Regions from separate parts of the Homo sapiens genome. Here region 1 is linked to region 2. The links are chromatin loops, found by intact Hi-C in ENCODE. Cell type or tissue: CD4-positive, alpha-beta T cell. All regions are shown on one strand. Each heading gives the region's core, and the rest is flanking DNA. Links, peaks and the distances in the headings are about the cores only. Region 1 overlaps TRERF1 (transcriptional regulating factor 1). Region 2 overlaps TRERF1 (transcriptional regulating factor 1).

The links. Peaks named below come from ENCODE experiments on the same cell type or tissue, not always from the same donor. Only the 100,000 strongest peaks of a DNase experiment are listed, where the experiment ranks them.
Region 1: a loop joins it to region 2, with 2.9 times the contacts of the local background. A loop is called at or near these places in 8 of 110 quality-filtered maps.

Annotation. Positions count from the first base shown.
Region 1 is chr6:42,410,031-42,424,863 of GRCh38, reverse strand. The region is part of intron 2 of TRERF1 (transcriptional regulating factor 1); the gene reads left to right. It also overlaps the pseudogene LOC124901512. Among named protein-coding and RNA genes, the nearest start is that of TRERF1, 34 kb to the left of the region's middle. RefSeq lists an enhancer at 1,256-1,305. In CD4-positive, alpha-beta T cell, for the core only: no CTCF peak of the experiment used is centred there; a DNase peak (open chromatin) is centred at 6,993.
Region 2 is chr6:42,360,419-42,375,251 of GRCh38, reverse strand. TRERF1 (transcriptional regulating factor 1) reads left to right here. Exons shown (of 18, transcript NM_001395490.1): 3 at 12,173-12,255. Among named protein-coding and RNA genes, the nearest start is that of TRERF1, 84 kb to the left of the region's middle. RefSeq lists an enhancer at 7,187-7,276. In CD4-positive, alpha-beta T cell, for the core only: no CTCF peak of the experiment used is centred there; DNase peaks (open chromatin) are centred at 5,481, 6,911, 7,431, 7,841 and 1 weaker place; H3K4me3 peaks cover 1,381 bases; H3K27ac peaks cover 2,163 bases.

The DNA of each region.
Region 1 (14,833 bases), core at 3,834-11,833, 50 kb before region 2:
CAAATGTTTAATTATGGACAACGGTATGAGCTATGAAAGAAAAGTGTACGGAGTTAGGCTGGGAGAGGATCTCTTTTTATGATGAGACACTTAATTTCATTAGTAACCAGGGAATACAAATCACAATGAGATTCCATTTCTTCCCTGTTCGATGGGCAAACGTGAAGAAGCTGTGCAGTAGCAAGCATTGAAGAGGAGATAGGACATTATGGTCATTTAGGAGCTGCTGGTAGGCGTGTAACTTGATGCAGCTGCTTTGGAAAACAGTTGGGTAGTACAGATTGAGGATCCCTTATCCAAAATTCTTGGGACTGAAGTATTTCAGATTTTGGATTTTTTTTTGGATTTTGGAATATTTGAGATAGTATAATGCACTTGTTATATATAAACAAATGCATAAAATAATTTTATGCATGAAACAAAGCTTTGACCTCAGTTGATGCAACATGTCATGGACTGAGGTCAAGTGTAGAATTTTCCACTTGTGTTGTCATGTTGGCATTCAAGAAATTTAGGATTTTGGAACATTTCAAGTTTTCAGCTTAGGGATGTTCAACCTGTATCTTGTAATGTTGTACATTCACATACAGCATGTCCTGGCATTTCCACTTCTGGGTATACAATCATTGTGAGAAACTTGCTTACGTGGGCAGCATGTATACATGACATATACTAAGAATATTCCTAGTAGCACTCTTCATAATGGCAAAACACTGGAAAGCCAAATGCCCATCAGCTGGAGAATGGGTACATACATTGTTGTCATGTGATAGATTGTTATACAGCAGCAAAATGAATGAACAACATCTACATGTAATGGTTTGAGTGAATTTTAGTAATATAATTTTGAATTTAGAAAAACAAGACTTTGAATATTCCAAACAGCATATCTTTTTATTACATTTGAAGGTCAATAAAAACTTAAAACTACATTGTTTTGGGATGCAGATTATCTAAGAAAGCCATAAATGTTGGGGGGCAGGTTTTCGAAGGTTCCTCTTATGAGAACCACTCCCTTAAATGTGTTTGTGACAAGCTCCCCAAGTACAATGATACAGATGGGATCAAGGAGGAGTCAGCTTGGGTTTTGAAGGCAGAGTAGACATTTTTGTCATTGCTTTGGAAACTTTTTTTTTTAAATAACCCGAATTATAAAATGTTAGCAATTGGAGTATGATATTAGGTGCATATGTGTGCATTTTATTTTATTTTTTTCTTATTACCACGAATGTATTTTTTGATCACTACAAATGCAGATAGGATATGGGAAACTGTGGCTGCATCTGATATCTATGGTTTCCTGCCCATGCAAGGTGGTGCTGGGAGATCTCAGCTCTGAAAGGCTGCGTTTGCAGCCAGGTGTGTGATTCCTTGTCTCGGGGCTGCTTTCACCGTAAGGGGGACGTAGATGTGGCTGGGTGATGGGGCCTTCTCGGTTTGGTTCCAGGGTTAGCAAGCAGAGCTAGTTTAGAAATGAGTAAGAAAGGGGCACTTTCTGGTTTTAAGTTTTGGCTCAAATATGCGTACTGAAACTCTTCCTCACTTTCGCTCTTCTTATTTGATGAGTTCCATGGCATCCTAATTTGTGGAAGGACAAAGAAGGAACATGTTTGTATGAGAGAACCAGCTTTTCGAGTAGAGTTACGGATGGGCTGGAAGAAACCAAGATGAGTTCCTCTGGGGATGGATAAAGCATCCTGCATGAAGGTTCAAAAAGATGCCCATGGCTGGGCACGGTGGCTCATGCCTGTAATCCCAGCACTATGGGAGGCAGAGGCAAGCAGATCACCTGAGGTCAGGAGTTCGAGACCAGCCTGACTAACATGGAGAAACCCTGTCTCTACTAAAAATACAAAATTAGCCAGGCGTGGTGGCGCATGCCTGTAATCCCAGCTACTCGGGAGGCTGAGGCAGGAGAATCACTTGAACCCGGGAGATGGAGGTTGTGGTGAGCCAAGATCGCGCCATTGCACTCCAGCCTGGGCAACAAGAGCGAAACTCCATCTCAAAAAAAAAAAGATGCTCACGCCAGGCTGCTTGAGCTGAGGCTGTGGGGCTGTGGAGAGGCCATGGGAGAAGTAGGGCAGCTGCTAGATGATCATGGCCATCCTGGACGGCAGTGATGGAAGGGGCACAGAGTGCAGGGGAAGGAGTTGGGCAGAAAGGGGTGGAGCGAAGGGGGATTGGGCAGCCCTATCTCGTGAAATTACTGCTTGAGAGAATGAAGGATGTTTCATATGTGAGACTCTGAGGTGGAAGGTGGAGCAGAGTAGATCTGCATGGTTCCAGAAGGTAAAGCTAGAAGTGAAAGGTGGAAGGTATGGCAGGAGATTTGTATTTTTTTTTTTTTTTTTTTTTTGGAGACAGGGTCTGGCTCTGTTGCCCAGGCACGATCTCGGCTCACTGCAACCTTCGCCTCCTGGGCACAAGTGATCCACCCACCTCAGCCTTCTGAATAGCTGGAACTACAGGCATACGCCACCATACTTGGCTAACTTGTATTTTTTGTAGAGACAGGGTTTTGTCATGTTGGCCAGGCTGTTCTTGAACTCCTGAGCTCAAGCAATCTGCCTGCCTTGGCCTCCCAGAGTGCCAGGATTACAGGTGTGAGCCACTGTGCCCGGCTAGGAGGAGAGATTTGGTCTTAGTATAAGTTAGTGTTTTTCTTTTCTTTTCTTTCTTTTTTTTTAATGAGATGGAGTCTCACTCTGTCTCCCAGGCTAGAGTGCAGTGGCATGATCTTGGCTCACTGCAACCTCTGTCTCCTGGGTTCAAACGATTCTTCCTGCCTCAGCCTCCCACATAGCTGGGACTACAGGTGCACGCCACCACGCCTGGCTAATTTTTTTTGTATTTTTAGTAGAGAGAGGGTTTCACCATGTTGGCCAGGTTGGTCTCGAACTCCTGACCTCAAGTGAGCCGCCTGGCTCAGCCTCCCAAAGTGCTGGGATTACAGGCGTGAGCCACCACACGCGGCCAGTGTTTCTCAAACTGTGATTTGCAATCTATTTGTCAGTTGTGCAATCAAGTTAGTGATCAAGACCAGCAATTTTATTTATTTAATTTAATTAATTAATTAATTAATTAATTTTGAGACAGCATTGCTCTGTCGCCCAGGCTGGAGTGTAACTGCACGATCTCAGTTTATTGCAACCTCTGCCTCTGGGGTTCAAGCAGTTCTCCTGCCTCAGCCTCCCGATTAGCCGGGACTACAGGCGTGCACCACCATGCCTGGCTAACTTTTTGTATTTTAGTAGAGACGGGGTCTTGCCATTTTGTCTAGGCTGGTTTTGAACTCCTGAGTTCAGGCAATCCGCCTGCCTCAGCCTCCCAAAGTGTTAGGATTACAGGAGTGAGCCACTGTGCCCAGCCAAGACCAGCAGTTTTTAAAAAGGAAATGAATAGAAAGGAAAGAGGAAAGTAGGGAAAAAAAAGTCTGAGTGGACCAGATGAACATGGGTCAGCATTTGTTTCTTGAAAATATTTGTCTAGTTTTATATATTTATGTGTATATAGAGATATTTTATGTGCTGGGTCATGATATAAAGTGTAATTAATTAGTGAGAGTAAGAATGGAAAAAAGTTTGAAAGCCATTGTTCCAAGCTACCATTTAATAATATTACCTGCTGTTTATTGATCACTTAGACTACTATGGAAGGCACTTTGCCAAGTGCGCTCTATACATTCACTCATTGAAATCTCACAACGACCCAATGAGGTAGGCATTAGTGTTACCATTACAGAGATGAGGAAATTCAAGTTCAAAGAGACTGAATGACTTTCCCAGGGTCATGGAGCATGTAAGAGGCTGAGCCTGGAATTGAACCTGAGCCCAGCTTTCTCAAAAGCCTGTGCATATTCACTACCTTCTACTGTAGGAAGAACCGTGGATGGAGCTGTCCTCCAAAATGGCCTGGGCTGTCTGGAAAAGGGCTGAAAAAGCGGGAAGTGTTCGGGCAGAGGCTGGGTGGCCCCCTGTCAGGGACAGTGGAAGCAGAATTCTTGTCCACCTTCTTCTACCTCAGTGGGAGATTGGATTGGATCATAGTAATCCCCCCATGACTTACATGACAGCATCCAAGACTCATCCTGTACCATCACTCTAAAGTCAATCCCAACTCCTGGGTTTGATTCTTGATTGAAATATGATTTAATTAAACATATTTAGGTTTGTTTATAGGTGAGATTTTCTTTTAATAAGTTTCCTGATTTTTCTGTAACAAATGTACATTTATTTTATGATTTTAAAAGTTATTAAAAATAAAATGTTTTCTGATTCTCTCTAATAAGCATGAATTAACTTTATAATTTCTATAATTTAAAAAAGTCATTAAAAATAAAATACCGCAATGCAACAAAAAACTCTAATTAAGAATTCTTCCTGGCAAGTTTTTGAGAGGCTGCCGGCAGCATTCTGTTCCTCCTCTTGTGTGGGCTGGGGAAGCTCTGGGTGGACCACGGGAGGCGATTGGTGGATGGGTTCTTTGTGGACTGGAGCTTCTTATCAGGTTCCTGGACCAGCCCATCCTCCCTGCAGAGACCAGGATGAGGCAGGGGCCATAGTTTAGGGGGCCTCTTTTCTGTTTTAGCTACAAAGTGAAGTGCCTATTGATTCTGCTTAAAGCTGGAAAGGATCTGAGAAAGTATCTCCACTAACCCCTTCATTTAGGGAAGAGGAAACTAAGTCCTGGGAAGGGAGGTGACTTTGCTTTGCCGTCCTCCCATCTCATGGATAGCAGAACAGGAGAAGCTCCTAGGTAGGTTAAATCACATTGCTTCCCCAAGAGAAAGAGGGCGCTAGAGGTTGGTTGAGGTTGTGGGGAGAATAAAGAACAAATAAAAGACAAATCTTCTAATGCTAATTTCATTGAGGAATTCCAAAATGGAGGTGAAGGGAGTGTGATTTAGTGGAAAGAACCTCTGCTTGGCAGTTGGGGGACCTGAGCTGTGGTTTCAGCATTAACACCCAGTGTGTAATCTCAGGTGAGTTACCCACCCGTGGCCATTGGAGGACAGGTTAATTCTTGTTCCTCACATTCTGCCCAGTCAACACCACGGCAGGAGTGCTTGCCCTGAGCAGGGTACATCCTCAGCCTTGTTTCCTTCCAGAGCCAATGACCTAATCCCCACCATGGAGTTGTCATTAGTTATGTGCTGTAGAACTGTGGGCCCAAGTATAGGACATTCTCCAAATCCGTGGGTGCCAGCCACTAGGGACCTTAAGGTTTGGTTGCTGCATAAGCTTGGAGTGCTATATCTCCTCTTGTAGCAGCTCTCAAGTTCAGGGATTGTGTCTTGTGAATCCCCCCAGTGTATAGTAAGGTGCTGAGGTTCTGCGCACTTTAGAACCCTAATTTGTTGGCACATGTTGGGGGATGGGTAGGAGGGTTAATTTTGTGAGTCGCATGGAGGTGGGGTCCAGGTCTGCCTTCGGACATGCAGGCCACAGGCATGCGCTTGAAACACAGGCTGCCTGATTTCAGAATCGAGCCATGATGGGGAGCACTGTGGTTTGTGAGGGGGGTTGATCTGAACCGGTCACTCTGTGCCTAAGCAGGTGACCTGAGTGAGGAGAGGGGACTCAGCAGAAGCCGGGGCGGGGGGTGGGGTGGGGCGGTGGGGGGAAGTAGAAACTTCTTCCAGGTTTTGAATTATCTAAAGAGATGGAGACAGGAAAGAAGTCTCTGGGATTGTGGCAGTTCATATCAGTTTCCAGAATCTTCTCAAATAGTTCGTTTAAAAAGCTACTACTTTTCTCTGGCACGGGCCATCCTGGATATGGGATTCTCACTGGTTAAGTGCATTTTCCCTTGACCCGGGTTGTAACGTAGCTTGACTGATGGCCTCAGCTGGGAGGAGAAGTGAATGCATTGTTGTTCAGGTTTGTTTTACACCCTGTTATCAAGGCTAATAATATGATGCTTTAAGGCTTTATGACTTGATTAGTGGCATCAGTACTTGAAAGAGCTGGCTTAGGGCACTGTGAGAGGTTACATGAAGGTAATTAGACAGCAGTTGTGAAATGCAGGGGGTGGTTTCCATTTACTATTGGCTTTAAGGCAGCCCTGCCTGTTACTGAACCCCCAGCATGAATCTTTTGAATAGAAAATGAGTTGATTAGTTTGGGTGCTCTGCCGCAGGCCACAGGCAGCCCCCAGTTCTCTCTCTGCCTGTGGTTAGTGCCCTTAATCAACTACCTACGAGCCCACTAGAGCCTTAGTATAATCTAGTACTCAAAGCACAGTCCCTGCACCAGCAGCATCACCTGGGAGCTGTTTAGAAATAAACGCAGGGCCAGGCACGGTGGCTCACGCCTGTAACCCCAGCACTTTGGGAGGCTGAGGCGGGTGGATCACCTGATGTCAGGAGTTCGAGACCAGCCTGGCCAACATGGTGAAACCCCATGTCTACTGAAAATACAAAAAATTAGTCAGGCATGGTGGCATGTGCCTGTAATCCCAGCTACTCAGGAGGCTGAGGTAGGAGAATTGCTTGAACCCGGGAGGCAGAGGTTGCAGTGAGCCAAGATCGCGCCATTGAACTCTAGCTGGGGCTACAAGAGCGAAACTCCATCTCGGAAAAAAAAAAAAAAAAAAGAAAGAAAGAAAGAGCAAAACTCCATCTCAAAAAAAAAAAAAAAAAAAGGAAAGAAAAAGAAAGAAGGAGAGAAAGAGAGAAAGAACGAATGAACCAACGAACCAACCTCTGGTCCCATCCACAGTTGTGTAATCAGAATCTGCAGTTTTAACAAGACCTTCAGGTGATTGGGTGCACGTCAAGTTTGAGAAGTGCTGGGCTAGCACAGATGCCCCCTGAGGTTAGAGATTTGTGGCAATGTGGTTTTTATTGTGTAGTGCAGTAAAAGATTTAAACCCTAGTGCTGTGGTATGATTCCAGTCTGCTCTCTGTCATTAGAGCCTGGAATTGTATGTGTGTGTGTTCATTGTCACTTGTGGCATCAGCGCAGGGTTGTGGTTTATTCACCCTCTGCAGCTCACCGAGTTCTTGGCGCAGCTAGCCATTTCTTTGAATGCAAGTCTGGCATCATAGACTGTTGGGGGGGTGTGACCAAAACACCACTTTCTTCCTGTTACTCCCTGGAGCCCACAGGGGCTCTGGTTGTCTGCTGTGTCATGTCCAAACCTCTTGCTGGGGCTCCAGGGCCCATGTGTTCCAGGTTTATCTGGCCCCTGCTCTGGCCAGGCAGATGGGCAGATGCCGGTCTTCAGCCTTGCCCTCTGTCTCTTGCTGGATGTGGGTTTCCTGGCCGGCCAGTCGTTCCTCCTCTTTATACCCTTGGACCACTCTCTGCTGCACTGTTTAGTGCCTCATCATACTGGGCTGTTTCCTGGGGGGCTTTTTGTTAATTGTGGACAGGTCCTAACCCTTCACTCAGGTGACACACTCTTAGAGGGCAGGACCGGTGTATAACAGGTGCCTCAGCCTCTGCCGGGTGCCTGGTGGACAGGCATACACATGGATCCCTTCATACTGTGCATAGGAGGCAGAGGATTTGGAGTGAGTGGAGTGGGGTCCGTGGGGTAGGGGCTGGTGAAGGCTCAGAAAAAGAAGCCCAGACAAAATTAGAAGGGCCTCCACTGAGAGGGGAATGGGCCATTTGGCTACATAAGAGAAGGTAAGGCGAGTTTCAGCAGTCCTTCCCTGATGGCATTGGAGATGGGGTGGGCAGGGTTAGCCCCCATGTTGCTTTGGAGTATGTTTCTGGTTTGTTGCAAACCTGTCTGTCCTCTTTTTTTGTGAGTCTGTTGGTGAGAAAAGATGAGGCCTTAAAAAGGGCAGGGAGGAGGGGTGCAGTAGCTAGGAACCAGGCTGGCTGGGCGTTGTCCTGGTAAGGTTTGGGGTGGAGGCTATATTTACTTCTTATAGTGATGCTGGTAGGATCTTTTTCTATGTTTAGAAATAGTTTATATAACATGAAAGTATGTGTTCTTAAAAAAAACACACACAAAAAACCCAGACACTAGAATAGAATAAAATTTTAACAGACCAATTACCATAGAAGAAATGGAGAAAGTTATCAGAGCTATTCCTTAAAATAGTCCCAGGACCAGATGGTTTCACAGGTAAATGTTTTCAAATATTGAAGGTACAGGTGATTCTAATGCCATTTACATTGTCCTAAAGCAGAGAAAGAGCGCTTAAATTCTTTTTATGAAGCTAGTGTAACAAAATGTGACAAAAAAACAGGTGTGCACACAGAGCCACAAAGTGGTCTCTGTTTTGAATACTGAAGATGCGACATTCTAATAACATAATTAGAACCCAGCAGCCCATTTAAAGAACTCCATGGTCACGGGAGTTCCAGAACAGGAAGGTAAGGATAGGTTAACTTTAGGATTTCTGTTAATAAAAATTCATTGTATTAAAGGATCTAAGGAGAAAATAAGATGCTGAAAAGGTTTATGAAAAATTACACATCCGTTTCTAATAAAAACTGCTATAGAAATAATTGGATACCTCCTCAACATGGGAAAATACATTTTTGTCAAGCAAGTAGCCAAAATTTTGCTTAGTATTAAAATGGTGAATGCTAGATGCATTCCCATTAAAATCCCGATTAAACACCATAATTATATAACCTTGTTCTGGTGGGGATAAGCTGGTGTAATTAGATAAGAGGTATAAAACCTAGAAGGAAAAGGCAAAACTAAAAGACAAACAAGAGAATTCAGTAAGGTAGTTTGGTGCATAGTTAATGCACAAAAATCAGTAGTACTCCCCCATAAATATCCAGCTAGAAAATATGATGGAAGAAAAAAAATCCCACTTGTATAAGCAACAGAAGAGATAAAATATCTAGTTATAAGCTTAATAAAATTATATTAACATATAATCTCAGCACTACCAACGGGCATAAAAGACTTAAAGAGAAAAATAATATAATCTTGGCTAGAAAGAGTCAGTGTTATAAAAGTGTCACTTTTCCTATACATGTGAAGTGTGATCATAATAAAATTACCACTAGGATTATTTTGGGTGTAGAAAAGCTGGTTCTAAGTTCATATGGAAAAATTAGCATGCATGAAAAATATAAAAAAGAAAAAGGAAGTTCTAGCTCTGATACATGGTAAACATTTTAAAAAACTACAATAACTAAGATCACTTGGTACTAATTGGCTGAATAAGTGATGGGACAGAATAGTGAGCCCAAAATAAATAAGGGTGTGTGTATACATGTGTGTATTTTGTGATAAACGCAGTATTTCAAATGTATGGAAAAATATAGGATCTTCATAACCAGATAGCTATCTGAGAGATAAGAAAGAGCAGGATCCCTAATACATGCCTTAGACCAGAATAAGCCTATCAAACATAGGTCAAATGGTTAAATAAAGAATGAAAGCGTAAAAGCCATAGAAGAATTTTTCTGTTGTCTTGGAGTAGAGAGACCTTCCTAAGTTTGACACAAATCCCAGAAGCTATAACATAAAAGACTGATACATTTGACAACATCAAAATGAGATCCACTTCATAAGAGTAACACTGTAAACAAAGTCAAAAGATACATGATAATCTGAGAAAAATAATTTGGAAAAAATATGATAAAAGGAGTTAATTTTCTTAATATACAAAGAGCCCTTAAAAATAAATAAAAAGGGTCATTAATTGAAAAATGGGCAAAAGGACATGGATAGAAATTCACAGAAAAGAAGTGTAAGTGGTTCTTAAATATATGAAAAGACCCACAACCCTCTTATAATAAAAAGTACAAATCAGAGCTGCAATAAGAAGGCATTTGTAACCTATCAGATTGGAAGAGATCAAAATATTTAATAATACACTGATTTGGTGACAGTGTAAAGAAAAATTACTTTCATACATTGCTGGTGAGAGTAAATGGATACGATTGCTTTGGAAGGCAATTTGTGATATTTATCTAAATTATGAATGCCCATCTCTTAGAACCCAGCAGTTCCACTAATAGGTATCTGTCCTAGAGAAACACTCACATGTACAATGTTCATTGGACATTATTGTAATCATGGAAAATTGAAGACAACAATGTAAATATCCATCAGTGGGAGATGGGCTAAATAAAACCTGGGTTGTTCAGACCTTTAGTGCGTCAATAAAATACCTTAGTGGGTTTTGACACCGTGTGAAACAAAAGAATAGAAGATAACGGAGTGCATTGCACATAATGTGGCTGAATAATTGGTGAGCTTTTGTTTCAGTTTTGTGTATTCACAAATGTGAACTGGATTGCAATGTAAAGTGTATTTCTTACTGTGTGATTCAGTCAAAAAAGTTGGAAAACACTGCAAGAGTAGTTAAAAGGAATATATTAAGTTAGTAACTAGTCGTAAGACTAGATCTCAGAAACGTAATTTGGAGTGAAAAAAGCAAGTTGCAGAGTAATAGTACAGGGTGACACTATTTTTGAAAAAAGAAAACGCACAAAACGATATCATGTTTTTGACAGTATAATATTTTTGATGGAATCACTTATTCATGCAAAAGAGGCCTGAAAGCTGTGAACCAGGCTTGTAACAGAGGTGCCCTCTTGGGACAGAGTGGTATTGAGAGAGGCCTACACTTTATGGCGCATTAAAAAAAAGTGTGAATGTTTTGCCTGTATATTTAAGTGGCTAAAAAATGTTTACACATTATTGAAAGACCCTCCAAGGATGCTTTAAGTCCAGATGCTTTCCCCTTGGTTGTTTTTCACTTACTTGTTGCTGCTCAGTTTGTGTCTCTCCTTTTGCTTTCATTTGGGTGTCTTGTAAATTTTTAAGTACCGCCCTGTTGATTTTGTCTTTCAAAGTTATTATCTGAAGATTGCACATAAAATTCCTTGTATCAGTGGCACTTTTATTGGGTCTTTGTGTTTCTTTTCTAACTTTTCCAGTTTATTCCTTTGAAATTAATTGGGCCCATGGTTTATTAATTTCACGAAAAATTTTCTTCCCCAAAGGGCCAACTTTTGGCTTTCCTTCTCTTCCCTGACATTTGCTCACATTCTTGTTACTTGTATTTTCACTTTTAATTTTTCTTTTATCTTTCATTTTTTTCTTATGTAAATTTTGGCCAACGCAAGCACAGCAGTGCTTCTCAAACTTTAAGGTGCACACGAAGCTCCTTGGGTCTAGAGCTCTTGTTAAAACGCAGATTCTGGGCTGCCGCGGTGGCCCACGCCTGTAATCCCAACACTTTGGGAGGCTGTGGCGGGCGGATCACGAGGTCAAGAGATCAAGACCATCCTGGCCAACATGGTGAAACCCCATCTCTACTAAAAATACAAAAATTAGCTGGGCATGGTGGCGCGCACCTATAGACCCAGCTACTCAGGAGGCTGAGGCAGGAGAATCACTTGAACCCAAGAGGCGGAGGTTGCAGTGAGCTGAGATAGTGCCTCTGCACTCCAGCCTGGTGACAGAGTAAGACTCTGTCTCAAAAAAAAAAAAAAAAAAAATGCAGATTCTGATCCAGTAAGTGCGAATGAGGCCCCAGATGCGTTTCTAACCAGCTCCAGATGGGGTCTACCTTTGGGGAGTGAGAAAGTAGAGAAAATGATACCTGTTCCTCCACTGATATTAGGTGGAGGATATTAAGTGATATTAAGTGATACTAAGTACCCAAGTATCCAGTATTGAACGAATACACCAACTGTTAAAAAGATGATACTTCTAACTATTGCAATGAAATTCATCCTGTTTTCTATTGAAGTGGTGAAGATGAGATGCCCTGACCCACCTAATCACTTTTTTTGGCTTCATTAGTGGCCGTATTCTTTCTAGATGGTCCGAGAGGGTAGAAGATGGTTTGTGGCTACAAAATTTCTTTGGGCACATTTGGTCGGTTGACCTGACTGCTTTGGCTAAGCATTGCTGTCCTAGCCTCCACTGATTTAGCTGAGTTTTCTTTTCTTTTTATTTATTTTTGACACAGGGCCCCACCCTGTCACCCAGATTGGAGTACAATGGCACAGCCATAGTTCACTGACTCAGACTCCTCACAGCTTCAGACTTCTGGGTTCAAGTGATCCTCCCACCTCAGCCTCCCTAGTAGCTGGGATGACAGACACATGGCTGTCATGTCTGGCTAATTTTTTTAAATTAATTAATTTTTTTTTGTTTTTGTAGAGACAAGCATCTCACCATGTTTCCCAGGCTGATCTTGAACTCCTGGCCTCAAGTGATCCTCCTGCCTCAGCTTCCCAAAGTTCTGGGATTACAGGCATGAGCCGTCATGCCCCACCACTGAGCTGACTTTGTAGGTCCATTTGGATCAGTTAGTTGTTAGTTGTTCTTAACATTTTTGGTGGCTGACAGACTTCTTTGGGAATATGATGGAGGCCATGGACTTTCTCTTCAGAAACATTCCCCAATTTTGTATTCATGCACACCAAACTCCTGGTTTTTATTTCGCCTGTGTGAGCTGCAAACCTCCTAAAGCCTGGCTAGTTATGACCATACATAGGACCCCTGATTTAAATGGTGCTGTTAAGACTGTACTTTCAGGAATCATTTCTATAGTTCATTACTAGAGAAATTTCTCTGAACATGTAGAGCACCAGAAAATATTTTTAAAGATTTCTTTAGGCTGGGCGTGGTGGCTCACGCCTGTAATCCCAGCACTTTGGGAGGCCGAAGTGGGCGGATCATCTGAGGTCGGGAGTTCGAGACCAGCCTGACTAACATGGAGAAACCCTGTCTCTACTGAAAATACCAAAATTAGCCAGGCATGGTGGCGCATGCCTGTAATCCCAGCTACTTGGGAGGCTGAGGCAGGAGAATCGTTTGAACCCGGGAGGCGGAGTTTGTGGTGAGCCGAGATCGCACCATTGCACTCCAGCCTGGGCAACAAGAGCAAAACTCCGTCTCAAAAAAAAAAAAAAAAAGGATTTTTTAAAAAAATTCAAATAATTGGTGGTGTTAAGGCAAAGAATCCCCAAATGAAAAACAGAATCCACGGTGTCTGCAGAAGCCATCTGGTCCAGCCGTGTTCATTTACAGATAAGAAAACCAAAGGCCAAGATTTTCAGACATTTATTCAAAGTCAGATTCTCCATGTTCCACAGCCTCCCTCCCATTCTGAGTGCAGCTGATGTTGCCCATGGTGGGAAGCCTGTGTCACTACACGTTGGTTCTCTGTGGGGTCTGTTGGGCTGAGTGGTGCACACCCATCCAGACCCTGCCTGCCTCATCCCTGGTGAGGGCAGCTCCTTGGCTTATTTCCTTCAGCCAAGCCCTGCCCTCAGGTCTTATAGTCATGTCTGGTCTGAGGAAACGGAGACTCAGATCCCTTCTGGCTAGGATTCTGGGCTCAGACACTATTCTGGCTTTGACATGGCAGGGCCTCCTGCCTCGTTCCTGTGTCCCGTTTCCTTCTCTGAGTCTCAGTTCTTCTAAGAGGCTTCTGTGTTAGTTCCTGTTCTGCTAACGTGCCTGATATCCAGGTCCCGAATTGGGACCAAGACCCTGTCCTGTCCCTTTGTTAGTGATAACCAGGTGTGGTGGGGAGACATGGGTTTGAATTCTAGCTCATCTGCTTACTGGCTGTGTGACTCTGGGTAAATTACTTAACCCTCCCGGACCTCAGTTTCTTTATGTATGAGACAGGAGCAATAGAATATACCTGACAGGGTGGTCATAGAACCAGTGCACAGTGTTTATTGATAACTAGTAGCTGGCATCACTAGTCCTACTCTCAGGGGTTGGAATCTTGCCCAGTCCAGCCGGATGGATGGAGCCTTAGTAACCTTCAATAGATGTCCTGATGCCTGAGTTGCAGAGGGTTGCCCATCCTGACTTCCCCCATCATAGAGCTTTGCCCACTTGTTGGGACTATTCATAATTTTGTTCTAGGCTGTCCCCTTCCCCACAGTCCCTGTGAGCCCAGCCAGCTAGAGATTGCCAGCATCTCTCCAGACAGGAGGCCTGCCCACTGGACCACAGCTTCTCTGTATGTGCTTGGAACTGAGTGGGCTTGTCCATGCCCTGCTCATTTCAAGAAGGAAATTACAGATCAATTTCATGTAAACACACAGCTGCAGAAGTCATCAGTGGAATAAATAAATAGGTGAATGACTTAACTAGGAAATGTTTATTGCACATCTACCATCCAGTAGCCATAGTAGTTAGCCCTGGTGATATACCATGTCTCTGTCCTCAGGGCACTGAGTCCTGAGGGGAATCAGACACATGGCCATTGATTGATTGCATTACAGTCCCTGTGTTAAATGAATGTGGTGATGGAGGGAGGGGGGACTGAGGAGCCTCCAACTCTACTTCAGAAAGGCGAGGGTAAAAAAATAAAGGTGAGGTTTGGGAAGGCTTCACAGAGGAGATGTTTGATTTGGGTTTTGGAGGTTGATATCTCAGTATTCTTTATTAATTTTTCCAGATGAATTTTATGGTCACTGAATGGGCTCTTTAAAAAATGAGTGTTGAGATCAGGTACAGTGGCTCACGCCTGTAATCCCAGCCCTTTGGGAACCTGACAGGGGAGGATTGCTTGAGCCCAGGAGTTCTAGACTAGTCTGGGCAACATAGTGAGACCCCATCTCTACAGAAAGTTAAAAAAAAAATTAGCCAGGCACAGTGGTGCATACCTGTGATTCCAGCTATTTGGGAGGAATCGCATGGTGGGAGGATTGCTTGAGCCCCAGAGGCTGAGACTCTGTGAGCCCTGATCATGCCACAGCACTCCAGCTTAGGTGACAGAGTGAGACCCTGTCTCAAAAAAAGAGTCTTGAAATATCACCAAGCAAGGCTCGTCTCAGGAATATAAGTCTGATTCAACACAGAGAGGCCAATATTAATAGAAAGAAATCATAAAAATCGGAATACCTATTATTCAGCACGGTGC
Region 2 (14,833 bases), core at 4,192-12,191:
ATCTTCATGAACAGGTGTTTATGAAGTGCCTACCATATGCCAGGCACCCATCTAGAGCCTGTGACTTTGTTGGCGCCCCATTGTGTGATGGACTTGGAAGAACACAGAAGGCCCTGCCTGGGCTGGGACAGTCGCTTTACCCTGAGCTTCCTGGGTTTCTTCCAGCTTCCAGGGGTGTTAATTTCCCGTATAATTACTTTTGGGCAAAACACATTGGTGCTTATGTCTTTTTTTTTTTTTTTTTTTTTGACAGAATCTTGCTCTGTTGCCCAGGCTGGAGTGGTGCAACCTTGGCTCACTACAACCTCCATCTCCCAGGTTCAAGCAATTCTCATGCTTCAGCCTCCTGAATAGCTGGGACCACAGGTGCACGCCACCACACCCGGCTAATTTTTTGTATTTTTTTAGTAGAGACAGGGTTTTACCATGTTGCCCAGAGTGGCCTCGAACTCCTTAGCTCAGGCAATCCACCCATGTCAGCCTCCCAAAGTGCTGGGATTGCAGGTGTGAGCCACCACACCTGGCCAGGTGCTTATGTCTTAAACACTGCCGTTCACATTTCTACCTCTGAGGAGATGGTAGGGGGTGAGGGTAGGACCGGGCTGTCCTCTCAGCCCCATCTATCTGGTAGGTGGATGTAGGTCTTGCTCTGTCAGTCAGAGCTCTGGCAGGAAATGACTGGTACACACAGAGGGTTTAACTGGAGAGGACTATTTACAGATGTGTGGGCATGGTGAGGGAAACCATCTAAGGCTGGTGAGGCTCCCCAGAGCTGACAACAGTGGGAAGCTATTACCTCCCCTCGGCCAGAAGGAAGGAGCCCCAGGGATGGGTAGAAAGGGCCTCGACAACAGCTGTGATGGTGACGAGACACAACCACTGTCAAACTGTGGTGAAGAGGAGGAAGGGGGAATAAATGCTCTCACTTTAACTAAATCCAGCTGGAAGCCCAGAGAGCCCAGCTGATATAGCCAGTGGTCCAGGAAGGGCAGAGAACAGAGTGTGTAGGGGCAAGCTGCACACACCCGCCCCCGGCTGCCTGGGCATTCTAAGGCTTAGCAGGCTCTTCCCCTTCTTCTTCTTCTTCTTCTTCTTCTTCTTTTTTTTTTTTTTTAAAAAAAAGACAGAGTCTCACTTTGTTGCCAGGCTGGAGGGCTATGGTGCCATCTCGGCTCACTGCAACCTCCGACTCCCTGGTTCAAGCAATTCTCCTGCCTCAGCCTCCTGAGTAGCTGGGATTACAAGCACGTGCCACCACGCCCAGCTAATTTTTGTATTTTTAGTAGAGACAGGGTTTCACCATGTCGGCCAGGATGGTCTCAATCTCCTGACCTCACGGTCTGCCCACCTTGGCCTCCCAAAGTGCTGGGATTACAGACGTGAGCCACCACGCCCGGCCTTTTTTCTTTTCTTTCTTCTTCTTTTTTTTTTTTGCTCTTGTTGCCCAGGCTGGAATGCAATGGTGCAATCTTGGCTCACCGCAACCTCTGCCTCCCAGGTTCAAGCGATTCTCCTGACTCAGCCCCCTGAGTAGCTGGGATTACAGGCATGTGCCACCACGCCTGGCTAATTTTTTTTGTTTTTTTAGACGGAGTCTCACTCTGTTGCCCAGGCTGGAGTGCAGTGGCGCCATCTCGGCTCACTGCAAGCTCCGCCTCTGGGGTTCATGACATTCTCCTGCCTTAGCCTCCCGAGTAGCTGGGACTACAGGTGCCCGCCACCACACCCAGCTAATTTTTTGTATTTTTAATAGAGACGGGGTTTCACTGTGTTTGCCAGGATGGTCTCGATCTCCTGACCCCATGATCCACCCGCCTTGGCCTCCCAAAGTGCTGGGATTGCAGGTGTGAGCCACCGTGCCCAGCCTAATTTTGTATTTTTAGTAGAGACAGGATTTCTCCATGTTGGTCAGGCTGGTCTTGAACTCCCCACCTCAGGTGATCCACCCACCTGGGCCTCCCAAAGTGCTAGGATTACAGGCGTGAGCCACCGCACCCAGCCTCTTCCCCTTCTTAGGTGACTCAGGATGTGCCCAGTCCACCAGTGCTCCCTTCTTCACAACACTGTGGCTGTTAGAAAGAAGAAAGTGCCCCGGCCACACCAGCAGGATGGCCACTGGTATTTTGACTGTAGCAAGAATAACAAATTATATTTATTGACAGCATTTTATGTGCATCCTCTCATTAAATCTTTACAACAACCATAGCATGGGTACCCTGATTATCCTTGTCTTCATCCTGTTACTGAGGAAAAATGTGGAGCTGAGAGAGGTTAGCAAGCTACCCAGTTGCTCAGCTAGCCAGAGGTAGAGTTGAGCTCAGACCAATTCTGACGTGACTCCCGAACACACACTCTTACCCTTTGCCTGACTCAGGGTCTCATTCCTCCGTAGTGGGGCCCCACCCACCCTGTGGTCAGTGCCACGTGTGTGCTGGCCCACTGCTTGGGATGGTCTTCCTACTTCCTCTCCAGTTGACCCCATTGAACCCATTTTTTGAGACCCAACTCAGATCTCACTTCCTCTGAGACCTTCTCATCCCTCTCCATCTCTCTATTAGGCATCAGTGGCAGGCGATTCTCTGCCATCCCTTGGGATGTTGTCTGGCTGTTTTGAGTGTGCGCATCTCCAAAGTCTCCAATGAGAATCCAGCTTTCTTAGGTGCGAATCCTAGGTCGTGAGTTTTCTTTCACTCAAAAGGTTTAGTTGAAGAGACTTTAAGTTAGTTAGGGGGAAGGGAACTGACTGGGAGGATACAGCACCCAGAGACTGGACTCTAAGTGGTCACAGGGGAATGGTCCTGTGGGGGGAAGCCATTGCCACTCTGAGGCCTGAAGGAACTCCATTGGAAAGAACTGTCCCTGTAGCCCAGTGAGAGCCGTAGCTGTTGGACAGAAGCCTCATGTAGGAGCTGATGGGTTTGAGAACTGGCTTTCTACTTGGTTAGTAAGAGCTCAACAAAAGCCAACAGGGAGGACTTTCTTTAAGGCAAATGAAGAACAGAAGCTAGAGCTGACTCTAGTAGGAGCTTACAGTCTAGTTGAGGGGTTTTTGTTTTTGTTTTTGTTTTTTGAGACTGAATTTTGCTCTGTCACCCAGGCTGGAGTGCAGTGGCTTGATCTCGGCTCACTGCAACCTCTGGCTTCTGGGTTCAAGTGATTCTCATGCCTCAGCCTCCTGAGTAGCTGGGATTACAGGCACCTGCCACCATGCCCGGCTAATTTTTGTATTTTTAGTAGAGACGGGGTTTCACCATGTTGGCCAGGCTGATCTCGAACTCCTGACCTCAAGTGATCCACCCTCCTTGGCCTCCCAAAATGCTGAGATTACAGGGATGAGCCACTGCGCCCAGCCTTAGTTGAGATTTTGAGGGAGGGAAAACAGGCACATACCTCCTACTTAAACAGAACAGTGCTGCTACAGGGCAAGATTTCCCCCTGAGCAGATGAGCTTGCCATATACAAGCACAATGTGGGGGGACATTTAAGGAGACAGAATTGCCAATGGCTTCTTTCTTATAGGACAGGGGCTGAATGCTAGTCCAGCTCTGTAGGGTTCCCCAGAAGGCCTCACACAGGTCACAGATGCATCTGGTTGAGCATGCCAATCTGTGTTTTGGCACTCTTGAAGTCTCAAAGTTCTTTAAAAAGCTACCTCGAGAGCCCCAGAAGTTTGGATACATTGCAAATGTCCTTTGCCTTTGGAGCTGATGCCAAGGAGGGGGTTGAGCATCAGGTCTCTTGGCCTCGGGAACCGCTACATTGGGAGGACCTCAGTCTGCCTCCTGTGTGGGGCTGCTTAATCTCATTTCTTTTTTCTCTATTCCTATTTTGCCACCCACTCCTGTTGGCCTAGATCCTCCTAGACACTGGAAGGGTAGATCAAGTGAGGAAGCATTTGGAAGGAGACACAGCAGATGAAAGGTTGAGAGTTCTTTGTTTAGGCCCTTCTTTGCTGGCCCTTGTGAATTTTGGTAAGTTTCCTTAGAGTTTTCTCTCTGCTAGGCCTTGGACGTGCTCAGAGACACTCCAGTTATCCTGAATGCCTTTTACTTCCCTGAACACATCACCTACCCTCTGACCTCCAGGCCTTTGAACTCTCAGTTCTGTTCTTGCTGCCTAGAGCACTCCGCCACCCCTCTTCACTGCCTTGTAAAACATTAGGGAGCCGTGGGGACTGTGGAGAATCCCACCGTTTGCACTCCATCTAAAGAGTTTCTGGGCTCCTGATTTACAGGTTGTGGGCCTGAGGGTTACTTGGATTGTATGTGGCTGCTCCCCTTTGCAGAGACTCAGAAAGCCTTGGGGAGCATAGCCTGGGAAAAACATAGAGGAAAACAGCGAAAACCAGGGCTCAGAGGAGACACTCAGGAGAGGATAGTGGATCCTCCTCAGGGGCCAGGGAGAGCTGATAGGGGGTGACCTCAGAAGGCCAGAGAGGCTCTGGAAGGGGCTTTATACCTATGTGAGGACATTTCTTCTGCATCTGTTCTTGGGGGCTGGCAGGGCCAAGGGTTGACTTGGGGTCAATGCCAGTGGTAGACTCAGGACCCAGGCCACGCACAGAAGCCAGGAGGGCCTGGCTGGGGAAGACCCTTCATTTTACAGAAAAGAGATAATTCTCTATGCCAGTCTGTGACCTGCTCTGGTACCTTTGCTTTTTAAACTATGTAGGTTTCGGACATCAGATAATGCCTTGGTTCATGGTTTTTGTTTAAAGAGATGGGATCTTGCTATGTTGCCCAGGCACTCAAGTGATTCCCTTGCCTTAGCCTCCCAAGTAGCTGAGACTATAGGCATGTGTCACCATGCCCAGCTCTGGTTCAGGTTTTAAACTATTATTTTTTCTTTGTTATGTAAACAAAACATAACAAAGATAACAAAGAGGAAAGGGAAGTGAAAATAATGTCACCCATAATCCCACCACTCAGATATCGTTTACATTTAGAACCTGGACATGCATACTTCCCAGACAATTTTTTGTGTTTTTATAAATACAGAAGCAAATCAGAGATGCATTTTGTAACCTGCTGTGTGTATGTGTGTATGTGTGATTTGTGTCCATTGAAAAGAATATATGCTTTCCCAAATTCGAATGGTAGGGTATAAAGAGACCCCCCCTTCCCCTGCATCCATCCTTTACCCCCTAATTCTGCTCCTCAGAGGCAGCCTCTTTGAATAGTTGCTGGTATATCGTTGGTAGGGGAGACATTTAGAAGGGATAATGTGTGTGGAATAGCAAAACTGTTAGTATGGCTTGTACAGATGTTTTCATGTGGAGGTCAGGAGGAAGGTGAAGGGTAGGTTTAGAGGGACTGGGAAGTAGTTTGTGGTTACAGAAGAGACTTTCAGAAACTGGAGTTAGAGAAGGAGGAGACGGAGAAGTTTTTAGGCCTGGGTTTTGATTGGATTTGTCATAAGGAGCAGGGTGAGTGAAGGTGAATGCAACAGTGGGCGGGGCCAGATATTGTGAAATTTTACCTCCTGGGTGGAGACTGGGCCAGAGAGGGCAGCAGGTATGCAAATAGACAAGAGACACATCAGGAAGTGGTAATAGTATGATAACTGGTAGATATTTGTAAAATACCTTTGCTTGACAAAACAAAAGTTGGCAGCCCTAGTTAGTCCCCTCTTTTGTTTGTTTGTTTAAAAAAAAAGTTTTAGCAAATCTGTGAATACCAAAAACCTGAGCAAACGTGTAGAACCGGACTGGGTGGGGGTGCAGATTTTAGATTCAGTTCTGGTTTTGGGTCTGACTGACTATGCAGTTTTGGACTCCTCAGTTTGTTTGTTTGTTTGTTCATATTTTTTGAGTTGGAGTCTCGCTCTGTTGCCCAGGTTGGAGTGCAGTGGCTTGATCTTGGCTCATTGCAACCTCTGCCTCCCAGGTTCAAGCGATTCTCATGCCTCAGCTTCCTGAGTAGCTGGGTGGCACCTGCCACCATGCTGGCTAACTTTTGTATTTTTAGTAGAGACGGGGTTTCACCATGTTGGCCAGGCTGGTCTGGAGCTCTTGACCTCAAGTGATCCACCCGCCTTGGCCTCCCAAAGTGCTAGGATCATAGATGTGAGCCACCGTGCCTGGCCTCCTCAGTTTTTTTTAGATCCCAGCCTTCTTATCTGCAGATAAGCAGTTCTCAACCCTGTAGGCACATTAAAATCACTGGGAAACTTATAAAAGGAAACAGTTGATGTCAGAGCCCCACTCCAGACTGAATGTGTCAGAATCTTGGGGAGCCTGGGAATTTTTTTCAGAAATGCAGCTAACATTGGGAACCCCTGGATTCGGGTCATCTTAATTGCTCATTTTAGCCCTAAAATGTTACTATTCTCTGTATTGTATCATATAATTTCATTCCTTTCAGATACTGTGCACAAATGTCATAAACTTCTTACATACCAAGAAGTCATTTTTTAACTAAAAAACTCCCCATAATTCTCATTAGGCCTGTGATATAATGCCTATGTCCTGCAATCAATAAATTAGAATCATAAATGTAGTAAAACATCAAATAATTACTTTTTTGACCCAGAAGTCCAAAGCGTGGACTTTAATCTTTAATTTCTCATTCCCTCATTTTGAAAAAACTACTGCCTGGAGTCCTGGGGCCATCTCTATTTGTAAAGAAGACGCTGAAACATTGAGACATTACTGGAAGTGTCTTTGCTAGAAGAATTGTGTATACCGTAAGTTCCAAATTAGGAGGTCCAGTTTGGGGAAGCTTTATCGGATCTAAATTCTACATGGAGTGGGAGGTGTTTAGAGTCTTGGTGCTTGCTGTTTTATCTTTACCATTGAAGTTCTTGGTTTTGTCTCTTCCTAAATGAGTCATTTTTTTAAAAAGGAACCTAACTTGGGGGGGCGAGGAAACCACTGCGGGAGGTGCTGTGTGGGGGCGCCGAGGAGCCAACCATCAGGAGACTGAGTTTACAGCTGGGCCCTCCACTCAGGAGGGGTAGAGGGACCTGTCCTTGCTGAGGGTGACTCAGAGACAAGTGGGACATAACCTGGTTGGGGAGGTACAATAGGAAGGTATTGATGTTGTGTATTAATCTACCGAGTATTTACTGGAGCACAGCCACCAAGTATACTGCCTGGATGCAGGGCCCATTCCACGGGCACTTGGGAGATTGTGAACAATCTCCCAAGTTTGTCCTCTACTTGAGATGAGACACAGATTGTGTCCACATTTGCCTGCACTTTCAGATAAGTGAACTGAAGTTATCGAGCCCCATACTGGTGTGAGCAATGCAAGTAAAAATGTTAGGGCCAGGCAGGGTGTCAAAGTGGAAGGAGATGGCAGCTGAGGACCCCATTGTGGAATGCTAAAGGGCCCGATGATACAGACGCTGGCCGGGCAGCCAGATGGAGATCAGATCGGGGATGGGAGCTCTGCGGGACCTCTGTGTGTCACTTCCCCTTTCTGTGCTAAGATCTCCCAGCTGAAAAATGGTCCCCTGCTATACACCTCAGTCACCAGGCCCCTGCCAGCTGTTGGGAGTACCTGATGTCCTAGATGCCTGAGTGGGTAGGGGTGGGAGAGAGAGCAGGAGGGGGTGAGCAGAGCCTGGCTTTGGAAACCAGAGCAGCTCCACACATTTTGGCCCAAATCCCTCCCATGCTTGGGGTGAGGAGAAGCCCAGGGTAAGGGTGCCTCCCTACAGCCAGGAAGATCTTGGTGCGGTGGGAGTGTTGGCTCTGCACGCCTCTCCTCCACACAGAGCCCCCAGCAGGGCCGGATTTCATCTTTTCTCAGTGGCGTGCAGCCTCTTGCCATTGTGCATGCGTGTTTTCTAAGTTTGTCACAAACTTCCTGTTTAGGTACAATCAGAGGCTCGGAGCTTTGTGTGTTTTGAAACCCGGGCATTCACCGAGGTCCGGTGCTTCTCTCTTACCAGCAGTGGGGTGGCCTGTTTGTTTCTTTGCGGACTTCTGCCATCCTTCTTTGCAAACCTTCTTGCTGGGAAATGCTCTGTGGCCTCTGTGCTTGTTTCTGTTAGTAAGAGTGGAGAGAGCTGTGAGGTCTGAAGGCTGGAAAGGGGGAGGGGAGCAACACTGAGTGTGCCCCTTATGTAAGGCCAGGCCTGTGCTAGATATTATACTTCTATACACTTAATTTTATTTAGGCCTCACAGTCACTCATGCAGAGCCAGCCTCCAAGAGGTGAAGGCTGACCTGGCTGACGAGGTCAGGATTTGATCGCAGGCCTGACTCCAGTGCTCCTGTGACTTCAGCTAAGTCCTGAGGAGTACAATGCCCCTTTGGTTGCCCCTGGTTTGGGCAGATCCTGATTTCTTATGGGGCATCTTGGTGACAGCATCCCCTTGAAACCTGTGGTTTTCTCTCAGCCCCATGTTACCCAGATCTGCCTGTCTGCCTGGGGTGATCAGATGGCCCTTGAGTGTTTTGCTGATTTTCACCTTTCCCAGGCATCTCCCTCTTGTGGCTCTGGGAATCCCAGAATTGTTAGATGGTGGTCCATAGCTGGTGATCGAAGTGGATCAGTCCAGCTCCTCATTTCCCAAAATAGAATATTCTTTTTCCTGCTTCTGGTTGCCCAGTCCTGACTGTTCTGCCAGTCACCATGAGCTTCTCCACACAGCTGGATTTCTCACATTTCAAGCTCTCCCTTGAAGAAGGAAGAAGAGAGTATATCTATCTATGTCTACAAAAGCATGTGAAAGGGTGGTAAAGGAAGGACACCAAGACCTTGAATATGCAGGTGCAGGAAGAGGAGGGAGGAGCCAAACCCAGCCATCCTCCTCCCCGTTAGAGTGGATGTTAGGAGGTGCCGGACTCTGGTGCCTCCTGCACAGGAAGAATAGGTATGCCTCCCAGCTTCAAGAAGGCCCTGTGTCTCTTCACTTGGCCATCTTGGTTCTCCTACATTTTCTGAAAAACTTCTGGAATCATATCACCTGAGCATCAGAATTGTTCTGTGGATCAAATAACTGAGACACTGTGTTGAGCAGCGGGCAGTTGCAAGCATTGTCAATACACGATTCATTGCCCTCAAGAAGCTGGCAGTCCACATGGGCACAGGGAGCTCTTGCCCAGAGAAGCTAGATGCAGTGAGCTCAGAAGAGCCAGGAGAGCTTGGTAAGCTGGGTTGGTGCCACCCAGCAGACTGCAGGAGAGGGCTGGAGCTGGGTGGCCAGAGGGCAGAGCTGCAGGGGAGGAATGTGCTGGGTGTTAGGACCTTGACGGGGTGCATGGACTGGGCAGGGGATTACAGATGGGGTGAGCAGAGGTACGCATGGGAAACAAGATTGAAGAAGGAGATGTGCACCATTTATGAAGGATCCCAAGGGATGGCTGTGGAGCTTGGAATGTTCCTGTATTGAGGAGCCTCCAAAGCCAAAGCATGGAGCCGGGATTAGTAAATGCAATGCTGTAAGAAGATCCGTCTCGATTTGTGAACTGTAAATGGGCAGTGCTGGGAGGTAACTTAGGAGACATTTATCATGTCAAGAGTTAGGAATGAAATGTTGAGGACTTGGACTAGGGTGGTGGTAGTGTATGTAGAAAAGACGAGAGGGAAGTGGAAGGTTTCAAATCTTAGCTCTGCCACTTGCTACCTGTGTGCCCTTGAGCAAATTACTTCATCTCTTTCAACCTGTTTTGTCATCTATAGATAGAGGCTAAAAACACTTCACAGGACTCTTGTTTGAGGATTTTAACTTGTAACACACCCAGCACTTAGTAGGTGCTCAAGGAATAATGAATCTTCTCATGCGGGAAGAGGCATGGTTTTGTGACTGGGAGGGATTAGGGGAGTGGAGTATGAGGTTCTGAGTCTGGGAGCCCGGGAGAATGATGAAGCCTTCACAGAAAGAGATGGAACTGCTTGGGGCCTTTGAATTCAGCTTTAGGAACTTCTCCTCCTAAACCCTGGCTACTGAGGGCTGTCACAGAAAACCCCACATCCATGCAGATTGTGCCTCTACGAAACCACGGCCTCTGGCTAGAGCAGGGCCCTCTGGGATACTGGCCAGCAGCTGGCTGTCTCCAGTCAGGGTGTGGACTAGGGTGAGAGAGTAAGCCACCTAGGGCAGAAACGTCAGGAGGTGCTGGGTTTCAGGGCCACGCCCGCACTTGATACCCACAGTGGGACGTGCACCCCAGCCTCCTCTCCTGTCTGCCCTTCACCACTCAGGAGACAACCTGGCTTCTGTGTTCACTGAAAATATTACTCCACGGCGAGCCCACTCAGGTTCCCACCTGCCCTCCTGTGTGCTGACCTGCATCTGGGCTCGTTCCCACCTGGTTTCCTTGCACTCAGAGAAAGAGACATCCTTCCTCCTGGCCAGAGAGAACCCTCTCCCTGGACAGGGATCCCCATGCTTCCTGCGGCCCCTGGGACCTCACGCCTCAGTCCTGCAGCAGCAACTTCCTCAGCCCTTCACACCCCTCAGCCTTACCTTCTCTTTTCTCCTCCCCTTACAGATGGATGTGTGGAAATAATCTGCCTTCGCTAACATAGCCCACGCAGGCTGGCCTCCACTGGTGGGGGCTTATGCCTGGTCCAGAGCAGGGACCCGGTGGGTTTGCTGCAGAGGCCTCCTGCCTTCTGCAGGGGCTGCCCTCTCTAAGGTCACCCACGGCTTCCATGTTGCCACACACAACGGACACTTCAGTCCTTATCTGTCTGGGCTCTTTGCTGCTTTTGACACTGGACAGCTTCCTCCTTCTTGCAACTCTCTTTTCTCTTGGCTTCTTTGATTCCATCATACAAAGTCTTTCAACAGCTATTTCTTGAGCACCTACTATGTGCCAGGCTCTGGGCACACCATAATACGATGTCCCTGCTCTCAGGGAATTTACAGTCTAAGGGAAGTGGGGAAAGGGGGATGAAAAAAATAATAAATGTCAGGTGGTAATAAGGGTTGCAAAGAGAAATACAACAGGGAAGGAGGCTAGGAAGGGGGCCGGGGTTTGAGGTGGGCCTCACTGCAAAGGACGTGAGAGCAGAAACCTGTAGGAAGTGACAGATGCCTGGGGGAAGAGTGCTCCAGGGATGGGGAAGAGCAAGTATGGAGGGCTGAGGCAGGAGCCTGCCTGGATGTTTGAGGAAGCCATTGTGGCTGGAGGAAATGGAGGAAGGGCAGAGTAGGAGGAGAAGAGGTCAGGTGTCTCAGTCCATCAGGGAGGAGGCCCAGCCAAGTCATGTGGACTGTGGCCATTTCAAGGACTTTGGCTTTTACTTTGATACAGATGAAATACTACAGGAGTGTTCTGAGCAGAAGAGTGATTTTTAAATGATCACTTAGGCTGCTCTGGGGAGCATGCTGTATTTGTTAGCTTGGGCTGCTATAACCAAGTACCACACACTGGGTGGCTTAAACCACAGATTTATTGTCTCACAGCTCTGGAGGCTGCAAGTCCAAGATCAAGGTGTTGGCAGGGCCATGCTCCTCTGGAGACTCCAGGGAAGGGTCTGTTTCGGGCTCCTTTCCAACTCTGGGTAGCTTCTTGGCTTGTGGCAGAAAACCTCCAATCTTCCAAATATCCCCTTTTTATAAGGACACCAGAGTCATTTTGGATTAGGAACCCCCATCCTACTTCAGTAGGACCTCGTCTTAACTATTTATATCATCAATGACCCTGTTTCCTAATATGACATCTTCAATGACCCTGTCTCCTAATATGCCACATTCTGAGATCCTAGGGGTCAGGATGTCAACATAGGAATCTTGGGGAGACACAGTTCAACCCCCAAGACATGGTTATAGAAAGGTGAGGGGAGGAGTGGGACAACTAATTAGGGGGTTATCACAATAACCTAATGAGAGATGCTGCTTGCTTGGACTAAAGTGGTACCAGTGGAGGTGTCGAGAAACGGTGAGGGTCTGGATATTACTTTACGTTGAAGCTGGCGTCCTTTGCTGATGGATTAGACGTGGGGTGTGAGGGAAAGAGGAAAGCCATGATGACTTGGGTTTAGAGCCTGAATAACCAGAATGAAGTTGAACGTCTTGGTCTCCTAAGTCCTCTTCTCCCCCGGGACCTTCCTCAGCAGCCTTTGCTGGGTCCTCGTCCTGGGTGGGCCCATCAGCTGCTGGGTTCTTCAGGGCTCCATCCCAGGTCACTCCTCCGACCTCTCCCTGATTGATACTCACTGTTCCCATGCTGAAGCCAGATGTCCTGACTGTGCTCTTTGGGTCACTCCTGCAGGCCCTGGCTGTGGAGAATGCTGAAGGAAGAAGACGCAGAAGCAGGACGACCCTGAAAGATTCAGCCTCTTCATCCTCAAACAGGTCGCTTCTCGGGAGTTCTTGGTGTTGGAATATTTTACAGCAAAGCAGTCGTAAGACCATTTCTTGGACCCATATGGTGTGGAGAATGCCCCAGGAAGTGGAGGAGGGCTGCTCTGGGCCTGGACATCCATTAATTTCTAGAAAATTTTCTCTGGGAAATGGTCAGGGATTGTGGATTCACATAATGGTTTTTGGCAGCTTCTGGAATGGGGCGGAGGGTGTCTCTTGATTTTGCAGAGTTGTAAATAGTTGAGGATCCAATGGATGTCCATGGATGGTAGTTCTAGAAGTGTTTAGAAGGATTTAAAAATGTCTGGGATGCAGTGGAGGTGTAGAAGGCCACTGTGGGAAGCTCCACAGAGCCTGCCAGAGGCGGATTGCTGGACTCAGGAGCCTTAGCTGGCCCTGGGGCATTCCTCGCGTTTTTATCAGGTCTGGCCTCATGATCCCTTCCATTCTCAGTTTGTCCCTCCATAAAATGGGCATACAGCTATGATTCCTCTGCCGGGCCTCCCACAAGCTGTTTCAAGGGTCAGTAGTTTGTGCATAAATAGAATTTTAAGCTTTTATTTCAGGTGTAAACCCTGATCCGGCAAGAGATGGCTCCATCCTCCACACATTCTTGGCGACAGTGGGGAAGGGGGGTGGTATCTGATTTGATTATTTCGGTGTGTGTGGTTTTGTTTTCTTGGCATGTGCCACGCTTTCCATTCCTCCTGTATGAGGCTCAGAATTGATTGCTTCGGTTTCTTTTTTATTGTGCCTGATTCTGATTTAATTTTAAAGCCATTGTGTCTCGGGGTTCCAGTCGGAAACACGTGGCTCGTGCAAATGGGGTAATTGAAGAGCGTCTACTGAAGGGAGTCTTTATAAGGATGCAGGCAGAGTTAAGAGAAGCCAAGAAGGGATGCTGAAGCACCCAGGGCCAGCAGTGTCAGGGAGCTGTTACTGTGCCTGGAAGGAAGAGGGAGGGACTGGCTGTCGGGATGGGAAACAGGAGCTGGAGAGGTGTCCCTGGTAGAGGAATGCAATCAACCTACAGCAGCATGGCCAGGAAGGAGCCAAAAGAATAAATATCCTTATTGAACCCCTTGGATCTCCCATCTCCTGATGCCAGTGCCTCCCATTAGGCAGCCTCAGTCAGAGCCAGAAGGCAAGGGAACTGGGTGGATGCTGTCCACGGAGGGCAGAGCCTCTGTGGGGCAGAGCTGCCTGAAGGAGGATGGAGGGTGGATCTGCGGAGCGAATGGGAACAGTCTCACAGAGTCAAGAGTTGCAGGTCACTTGGATTATAAGGACGTTTCTACTTTAGACCAAAAGAGGCTTTTGTGTATGTTTGAGTGAAACTTTGCATTGTGAGGTCAGCTACGTAGATGTGCCGGCTGTGAGGGATGGTAGGAGCAACGGAGATCCCAGTCCTTTTCAGACTTGAAAAGACCCAGGGAAGTCAAGGGATTTGCCCAAGGCCACTCATTAATTCATGAAAGTGTTTCTCGAAAGCCCCTTACATTTTCTCGGGAAAAACAACACAAAACATTTGAAACAGTTTAAAAACAAACAAACAAAAAAACCCAAAAAACAACATAAAACAAAATCTGAGTAAGTGCCAGGAAGAGACTGTGGATTCACACACATCGTAGTCTGTTTGGGCTATTATAACAGAATGCCATAGATGTGGAGGCTTATAACCACCAACAAATCATATTTCTCACAGTTCTGGAGGCTGGAAGTCTGAGATGAGGGTGCCAGTATGGTCAGGTTCTGGTGAGGGTTGCTTTCACGTTGCAGACTGACAACTTCTTGTGTCCTTACGTCATGGAAGGGACCAGAGCTCTCTCAGACCTCCTGAATAAGGGCACTAACCCTGTTCATGAGGGCTTCACCCTCAAGACCTGATCACCTCCCAAAGGCTTCATCCCTAACACTATCACTTTGGGGATTAGGATTCCAACACATGAATCTGGGAGAGACACAAAACATTCAGGCCATAGAAGCTCGTTTCCCATTTATCAGTTTGGATTCTTTCAGGCTGACTACCAAAAATCCTAATTCTGAATACCAGAAAACCTAACTCAGGGGCTCCCACGGCACAATGAATTGATTAATCAGCTCATGTACCTGCCATGTGCAGGGATAGGGTGGACTGCAGGGTGGGTGTGAACCAGCAGCTCAGCAGTATCCTAAACCATCCAGGTTTTTTTTTTTTTTTTTTTTTTTTTTTTTTTAATCTCTCCACTCCTTCCTCCCTGGGTCAGTTCATCCTCAGGCTGGCTTCTGCACCAGACTGGCTCCTGCACCAGGCTGTGGGGAGGCTGGGGGTGTGTAGAGTTCTGGACACTTTGTCAGGGTAGGAGGGAAATAGAACTTGGGAGCCGCAGCTGACATCCACCATACTGTACCACCCATAGAAGTAGAATAATACCTTACTAACTTGGACCAGTCATTGGGGATAATAGTGAGAGGACACTCAACCTTAACTAGTAAAAGTTTGAATCTTCAAGTGTTTTAATGTGGTATAGTGTCAGGCAGGATCTTCCCAAACACATCCTGTTGGAAGCAGTTAGCATCTGTTTTTCAG